Linked DNA regions of Homo sapiens: region 2 is linked to region 1. Evidence: chromatin contacts called from ENCODE Hi-C or POLR2A ChIA-PET data. All regions are on one chromosome and are shown on one strand. The core of a region is the stretch at or near the end of the contact, and the rest is flanking DNA. Distances in the headings are between cores, read along the strand shown.

The links. A loop is a pair of places that touch in the nucleus more often than their neighbours do. ChIA-PET counts read pairs that join two places held with the same protein, here RNA polymerase II (POLR2A). Pooled maps may share reads with other maps.
Region 2: a map of vagina shows a loop between it and region 1 (30-fold over the local background). The contact joins the promoter of IGF1 here to the promoter of TMPO-AS1 in region 1. A Hi-C loop is called at or near these places in 1 of 168 maps with a recorded cell type or tissue (vagina) and 2 of 50 pooled maps. POLR2A ChIA-PET finds 5 or more read pairs at or near these places in 1 of 52 experiments (AG04449).

The regions. Positions count from the first base shown.
Region 1 is chr12:98,514,323-98,518,109 of GRCh38, reverse strand. It overlaps TMPO-AS1 (TMPO antisense RNA 1), which reads left to right and starts at 1,884. Exons shown (of 2, transcript NR_027157.1): 1 at 1,884-2,119; 2 at 2,213-3,787. TMPO (thymopoietin) reads right to left here and starts at 2,520. Exons shown (of 9, transcript NM_001032283.3): 1 at 1,964-2,520. The coding sequence starts at 2,242. RefSeq lists a silencer at 1,761-2,030 and enhancers at 2,371-2,560, 2,821-2,900.
Region 2 is chr12:102,478,944-102,482,730 of GRCh38, reverse strand. It overlaps IGF1 (insulin like growth factor 1), which reads left to right and starts at 2,168. Exons shown (of 4, transcript NM_000618.5): 1 at 2,168-2,412. The coding sequence starts at 2,350. It overlaps LINC02456 (long intergenic non-protein coding RNA 2456), which reads right to left. Exons shown (of 13, transcript XR_007063427.1): 11 at 1-3,787. RefSeq lists enhancers at 3,313-3,362, 3,453-3,712.

The DNA of each region.
Region 1 (3,787 bases), core at 635-3,134:
GCGATGGCGCGATCTCGGCTCACTGCAACCTCCGCCTCCCGGGTTCAAGCGATTCTCCTGCCTCGGCCGCCGCCACCAGGCACGGCTAATTTTTGTATTTTTTTTCTTTAGTAGAAACGGGGTTTCACCATATGGGCCAGGCTGGTCTAGAACTCCTGACCTCAGGTGATCCACCCGCCTGGGCCTCCCAAAGTGCGGGGCTTACAGGCGTGAGCCACCGCGCCCGGCCTCAACCAACTCTACTTAAAGAGTTTAAATACTACCTTCTTTTTCAGAGCAGGGAAACATAACGGGTAAGCGGGTACGCTTTTATTTCAAAAGTAAATTTGTTTATTAAGAAATTAAAGAAGCTTTCCGCAAAACAAGATGTTTAAACAATAAGGTGTGATTGGTCTTTTATTTATTGTACAAATATTTGGCACTACTATGTGCCAGACACCGGACTGAAGACGTTTGGTAAAACTTTCAACTTCTCTGAAGCCGAGAATAAGATTTTCAATTAAATTTACATGTGTCTATTACATTTGTCTTTCATTTCTGCCTGAGTAGCCGGGAAAACACATTAGACAGGTTCCTTAAAAACTAAAGTAAAATTTGAAGGAAGGAATAATTTCGGTTTAAACTAGTGATCATTCCCAACAACTCCAAACACCACATTCACTGTCTCTTACAAGGCATTTTATGTTACACCAATTACTAGTTTTAGCTTCATCCTATTACGATTTGAAGCCTGGTAACTCGGCAGGCATAAGCAAACCCACAAAAAGCATATTAAAATCCACAGGTAAAAAAGCAAACTATTCTGAAACAAAACATGCTTTGCTGGAGCCGATTTGAGATTTAACCAGGATCAGACATTCCAAATTGCAATACTGATGCACCAGAATGTCATGAAATAAATTTTTCCTGAATCCTAAGTCTTTCGTTTCCTCAAGCAAAATTTACCAATATGTGGGGAAAACGCAATCCAAACTGCAATTTTCAAATATTTGTTTGCAGGGCCGGGCCCGGTGGCTCACGCCTGTTATCCCAGCACTTTGTGAGGCCGAGGCGGGAGGACCACCTGAGGTCAGGAGTTCGAGACCAGCCTGACCAACTTGGAGAAACCCCGTCTCTACTAAAAAATACACAAATCAGCCGGGCGTGGCGGCGCATGCCTGTAATCCCAGCTACTCGGGAGGCTGAGGCAGGAGAATCGCTTGAACCCGGGAGGTGGAGGTTGCGGTGAGCCGAGATCTCGCCATTGCACTCCAGCCTGGGCAACAAGTGCGACACTCCATCTAAAAAAATAAATAAATAAAAACTAAAAAATTATAATAGGCGCCTAAAAATATAGTTTAAAATGCTCCTTTTAATTCGGCATGAACCTGTTCCGCCAAAAGATGGCCTGTTGCTGGGAAAAATTAAAACAAACTAGAAAACATAAACGGTTCAAAAAGCCCTCCACACGCAAAAGTATAAAAAGGCGGGAATTTCCTCATTTCAAATTTTGGTTAGAAATTAGAGTGTCATCAGTTGCCCTCCAGGGAGCGCTCTGAGACTCTGCTGCGAGTCATTTCAGTTAATAAAGCGGGAAAACGCTCGAACTTAACCTATAGCATTTTGGGGCCACCCCTCCAGAGCTTTCGAAAGGGCACGGAAGTCCCCGTCTAAACGCCCGCTGCAGGCGGCTGGTGGTCCAGGGAAGCGGCGTCGACTGCGTGCAAAACAACCGCCGCCAACGCAACTCCACACCTCCCAGACCCACACGTCAAAGAACGCGAACCCCGCGGCCCCAACTTCTGGCCTCTCCGCTCCGGCGCCTGCAGCCCCGCGGGGAAGGGGCGACGCGAGGGGGCGCAGGGACAGCCCCGCACCTGGGAGGCCCGAGGGGGCGCCCGGGAGGGAGGGGCTGCAAACGGCGGCGAGCGCGCGCGGCAACCGCCAAACGCCCGCCTTTGTAGCCCCGGCCCCGCGTCCTTACCCTGCCGACGGCTGCTCGGCTCCGGCCCGCGGCGGCGGCCCCAGAGCCGAGGACCGGGGTGGGCTCGCGCTCTTCGTCACTGGAGAAGTCCGGGGGCCCCTTGCTGTTGGTGCCGGCGGGGAGCGGCGGCCGGTTGCGAGCCGTGAGGTGCTGCAGGTAGAGCTGGACGTACACGTCTTTGCGCTGCTCCCCGGCCGGCAGCGTCACATTGTTGGCGACCAACTCACTCTTCAACTTGTCTTTTGTCAGGACCGAGGGGTCTTCCAGGAACTCCGGCATCTCGGGGATCTGCGAAGCCCCCTCCCCACAGCCTTTGCCGCCGCCGCTCACGCCGGCGCGCTTGCTCCTGGCCGGGGACCGCGCTGCCGCCTCCGAGCCTCACGGCTCCTGCCCGGGAAGAGCGCTGCGGAGCGGAACAAAAACTCGCGGACACAAAGCCAAGCCAGACCCGGACACAAAAGACCCCAGAGCCGAACTACGAACCAACTGCGGCCAAGCTGGAAGCTCGCACCAACCCCAGCCCACACACTACAGGCAGGAGGCGAGCAGCCTGCTTCGCCCACGCCCCAAGAACGCGCGCCGCCATTGGCGGGCGACGGGAGGAAGCGCGGCGGTGATTGGCGAGACGGCTCGCGCGGGTTCCATTAGCCGCCGCGCTGAGCGAGAGGAGGTAGAAACGCAGTTTAAAAGGCGCTGGGGCGGGAGCCGAGGCTCCCGGCCCGCTTCTGTTTTCGTTTTCTCCACCCTTCCCCTTAGACGCCGATAAGGGACAGGTCGTACTGCTTTTGTGCGCCGTTTCCTCTCCCTCCCCCAGCTTGAGAAGCAGCTTTCGTCTCTGGGGTCGATCGCCTACGAACGCGCCGAATTCCACGCCAGTGTGAGGACCCTTGGCTGGGCCTTTCTTCCTCCCGGGACACTGAAGCTCCAAGAGTAGCCGCAGCCTTGCCTTCCCCAAACGCTAGCCCTGAAGGGGAAGAAAAGAAGCGAGGCTTGTCTGCAGGCACTCATATTCCTTGATTTGATTTACTTTGGGAGGGGGAGGGCGGGGAGTTACCCCTCTCCTCGCGAACGCTTCTTTTGTTCCAGAAACCCAGGGGAAGCCAGACCTCTACAATCGGGCACTTAAATTACCCTTGAATTTGTGACAAAAGTGTACTATACCATTCACTTCTTAGTGTCATAGTTGGGGCATGTCTAAATTGTTTAATTTGAACAGTGCGTTCAGACGCAAGACAAATTCGCGCTTGCATTTTTGTTGAAACCGTCTCTGGCTTTGGATCCCACCACCCGCAAGAATCCTAAACCTAACGTTTGATAACAAAACGAAGGAGAACCCTTGGGAACCCCCTCAATGGTCAATTTAAAATAACAGATGGTGCATAATCCTAAAGGAAGACTAGTGACCTATAATTAGGCCTAGAACCCTAATCAAACCCGTATTACCGATCCAAATTAAAACCTGGTAGAATCTAATACATTGACTGCAATTAAAATGTTTGCCTGGAAATTAGTATCACTGATGACAAATATTTGTATTTCTGATGAATATGTATGTTTAAAGATGCTTTCTTTCTAGAAAGGAAAGGAGACCTTGGATGTAGGGTGTGTTAATCATTTCCCCAGAATCTGAGCTCCAAACTATGTTTTAGAAACTGGTTAAATTTTTTTTAAATGTTTGCCTGCTTTCTACATTGCTAGGTTAGAATACATTTAAAACAAACGCCTTCACTAAAAATGTTTCCTATGATTTAAGCGACTTACTTTTATTCAAATTGCGATATTATTTCTTTTAGTGATAATTATTTTCCTAGAGGTAACTAATTC
Region 2 (3,787 bases), core at 919-3,418, 4.0 Mb before region 1:
GTTGGAACAAGAACTTAGCACCAAGACTCCAGCCAGTATCTGACTCTCCAAACTTGGTTAAAGAGGTTTTTTCTCATCTGGAAGACAGGTGAGATCAGCTCTATTGTTTTATACAATCTACATCCTCAAAGTCTGTAAGAGAATAGACATTTTTCAGAAAGGGTGTGATCCACAAAAACTGCAGAAAAGAAAAAGATTTGTCACAAATCAAGTGTACAAAGAGAGCTTATTAAAGGAAGCCACGGATTATTATTAAATGCAGGGATTACTCACACATCTGCACATGTGGATAATCCCTGCATTAAGAATAATCCAGGGCCACCTACTAGGCCACCTCTTGATGATACCTCTTAGTGTGCTCTTTGGGTCAAATCCCACCCACTGAAATTTCCCAACATGGTACCCCAAAGCCTCTCATGACACAATCTGCCTCCCTCATTTTGGATTTTCCAAAAGATTTTACTCCCCTGTCTTCCCAGAGAATGTGTCACTCCCTCTCATTGTGCACTGTTCATGTTTTTAAAAGAGCACATGCCCATCATATGACTGTGAAGTTTTCCTCTTTGTCTCTGACATTCAGCTGAAAGCCCCTGAAGGGACTTGACCATATCTTATTCCTCTTTGTTTTCCTAGGGATGTTGTAGTTGGGCACATAGTAGAGCTCACAAAATGTTGCTGAACATAGTGCACCATTGACACAACATAATTCCAGATTTCTAACTTTGATTTCTGAAAGGTAAACATTGCTACAATGTATTAACCACACAGAAGACTCAAACAAACCCAACCCCCTTCCAAACAAAGCAGGTTTGTTTGTTTTTTGTTAGGGCACCCACTTCTACAAACAAATTTCTGGCCCCAGGATAACACAAAGAGCCAGAGTAGGATTTCAAGCAGAACTGTGTTTTCAGTTGATGTGTCAGTCCCCTGAGAGTCATGTGGAAAAAAAAAAAAAGAAAAAATTCAAGGTCCAGGTTATTTCCACCACTCCTGGGAAACCAGGCCTGGAGAGCTCTCTAGGGAAAGAGGTATGTCTGCTCTGGGCTTTTGCAACCTTATTTTATAATTCACTTTCTTATCTACTGCTTCACAAAACCAAAGGGAAATAGGTACAAACTGTATCGACAAAAGATCAGAACTGAATTCTCAATGGCAAAGGCAAGTGTACATTATAAATAGCAAAACAGCTGGCTTGGACCATGTTGCCGGCCAGTCACCCAGTTGAGGGATTTGAATGACATCATAACCCTCGAGAGGGTATTGCTAGCCAGCTGGTGTTATTTAGAATACACAAAAATCAGAGAAAGAAAACACACTCTGGCACACAGACTCCCTCTGTCATACACACACACACACACACACACACACACACACACACACACAGGTTTGAGTTATATGGAAAATTCAAACAACAGGAAAATTGTTTGCCCCCCAGGTACCCTTCTCCCAGAGTGGTGGGGTGGGGAGGGGACAGTGACAGGCAGCCTAGTAGAAGAATAAAGAAAAATGTTCTATTTCAGTTGGGTTTTACAGCTCGGCATAGTCTTTGCCTCATCGCAGGAGAAAAAGTATGAGACAGTGCCCTAAAGGGACCAATCCAATGCTGCCTGCCCCTCCATAGGTTCTAGGAAATGAGATCACACCTCTCACTTGGCAACTGGGACAAGGGGTCACCCGAGTGCTGTCTTCCAATCTACTTTACCCCAGTCACTTCAGGGTTAAAATTGTAGAGTTTGCTGGAGAGGGTCTTATCGTCCTTTCTTTCTTTTTTTGTTTTAAATAATGCATTTGCTCTAGAATCTAAAATTGCTCTCCCATCCCCCATATTCCTTTAATACTGGTAAGGTGTATTAGCAGACGTTTGTGTCTTCATGCCCAGCAGAAAGTTAATCAGAAAACAGATCCTTATTTTCTATGGCAGCATAAGTATTTTAATGTCTGCGAACCCTGTCACTAACACACATTCTTTTAAGGGAAAAAAATGCTTCTGTGCTCTAGTTTTAAAATGCAAAGGTATGATGTTATTTGTCACCATGCCCAAAAAAGTCCTTACTCAATAACTTTGCCAGAAGAGGGAGAGAGAGAGAAGGCAAATGTTCCCCCAGCTGTTTCCTGTCTACAGTGTCTGTGTTTTGTAGATAAATGTGAGGATTTTCTCTAAATCCCTCTTCTGTTTGCTAAATCTCACTGTCACTGCTAAATTCAGAGCAGATAGAGCCTGCGCAATGGAATAAAGTCCTCAAAATTGAAATGTGACATTGCTCTCAACATCTCCCATCTCTCTGGATTTCTTTTTGCTTCATTATTCCTGCTAACCAATTCATTTTCAGACTTTGTACTTCAGAAGCAATGGGAAAAATCAGCAGTCTTCCAACCCAATTATTTAAGTGCTGCTTTTGTGATTTCTTGAAGGTAAATATTTCTTACTCTTTGAAGTCATTGGGGAATTCTATTTAAATTGTGTACTGTTTGCTTCTGCCTAGAACTGTTCTTCACTTTAAAATTTTCATTGTTTCGGAACCGAGAGTTATTTATAAATTGCTGAATATGCAATTCTGTGGAATCTGAAAAATAGCTCGGGGAGATGGATGCATTTGCACAGATATCTGTATGAGTAGAAACTATTGCAAGGTACTTATGCTAAATCCTCCACTTCTGCAGGGCTTCCGTGGTGTCATTACAGAAGATTCCTTTAAATCCTCTCTATGGCTAAGGGCTATAGAGCATGGATATGAACTTGGGGATTTTTTTTTTCTTTTGCAGGTGCAGATGTTTTATTTTTAAGACCATGTTCTTTTGCATGTGTGTATGTGTCTCTGTGTGTATGTGTCTCTGTGTGTGTAACTCATCAGGACTTTATTTACAAGGCATGCTATATATGAAGGGTTGTATTTTAGATGATATTAAAGCTTTTAAATATGATCTTTGGAGCTAAGGTCCCGGAACTCTGCACTTATGCCCAGAGAGAGTGTTAAAGTTAGAGTAAAGTGTAATTTGTTCTTCCAAAAAAGAACTCCTTGACAACTCTTGCTGACCTTGCATATTTGTATAATTTAAACAAATACATACTGTATATGGAAAGCAGAAACTTTCTAAGAGCTGCTTGCCCAACTTTTCTGTTTAGAAGAGGACTTTCATGGGCAAAGTTTGGACTTGGGGTTCTGTGTTATAAAACTCTGATTTTATATTCAGTGTCGTGAAGTCCCTTTAGGTAAATCTGGCTGCTGCTGTCAGTGCACCGACTTCTCGTTTCCGATTGCTGGCCGTAGTTCTAGTTTCCATTCTCAGCAAAATTATATCCTTCAAGACTTGTGTTTTTTTTTCAATTTGCAAGCGCTTTTAAGCTGCTGTCACTGGCTCCACCGATTCAATTGCCTGAGGGCTCAATTCATAAGACGTCTCTGCCACTTAGTGCAGCATTCAGTTGCTGCTTTCAAACACTTCACCACTACGACTTTCCCTAGTCAAGTAAGTGGCTCCAGGAGTTAAAGATACACCCTTGTCAGGCACCTGATTCTGCTGTTCCTGAGATGCCAACACATGCAGGCCACCTTGCTTTCAAAGAAATGACGTCACTGTGCATACATACTATGTGATCTAGCAGCTGGAGTTTTTGTCTCCTTACTTAGGGGATCATAAAAGAGGCTGTGGAGCGTTATCTCTGCATTAATTACAAGTTAAGAAAATTGTTTCCAAATGCACTTTTCATGCTGTGTATGCTGAACACTTCAGAAGTGGAGCTCTTAATAAGTTGTTACTTTTTTCTGTACTTGAAGCAGGAAGTGGT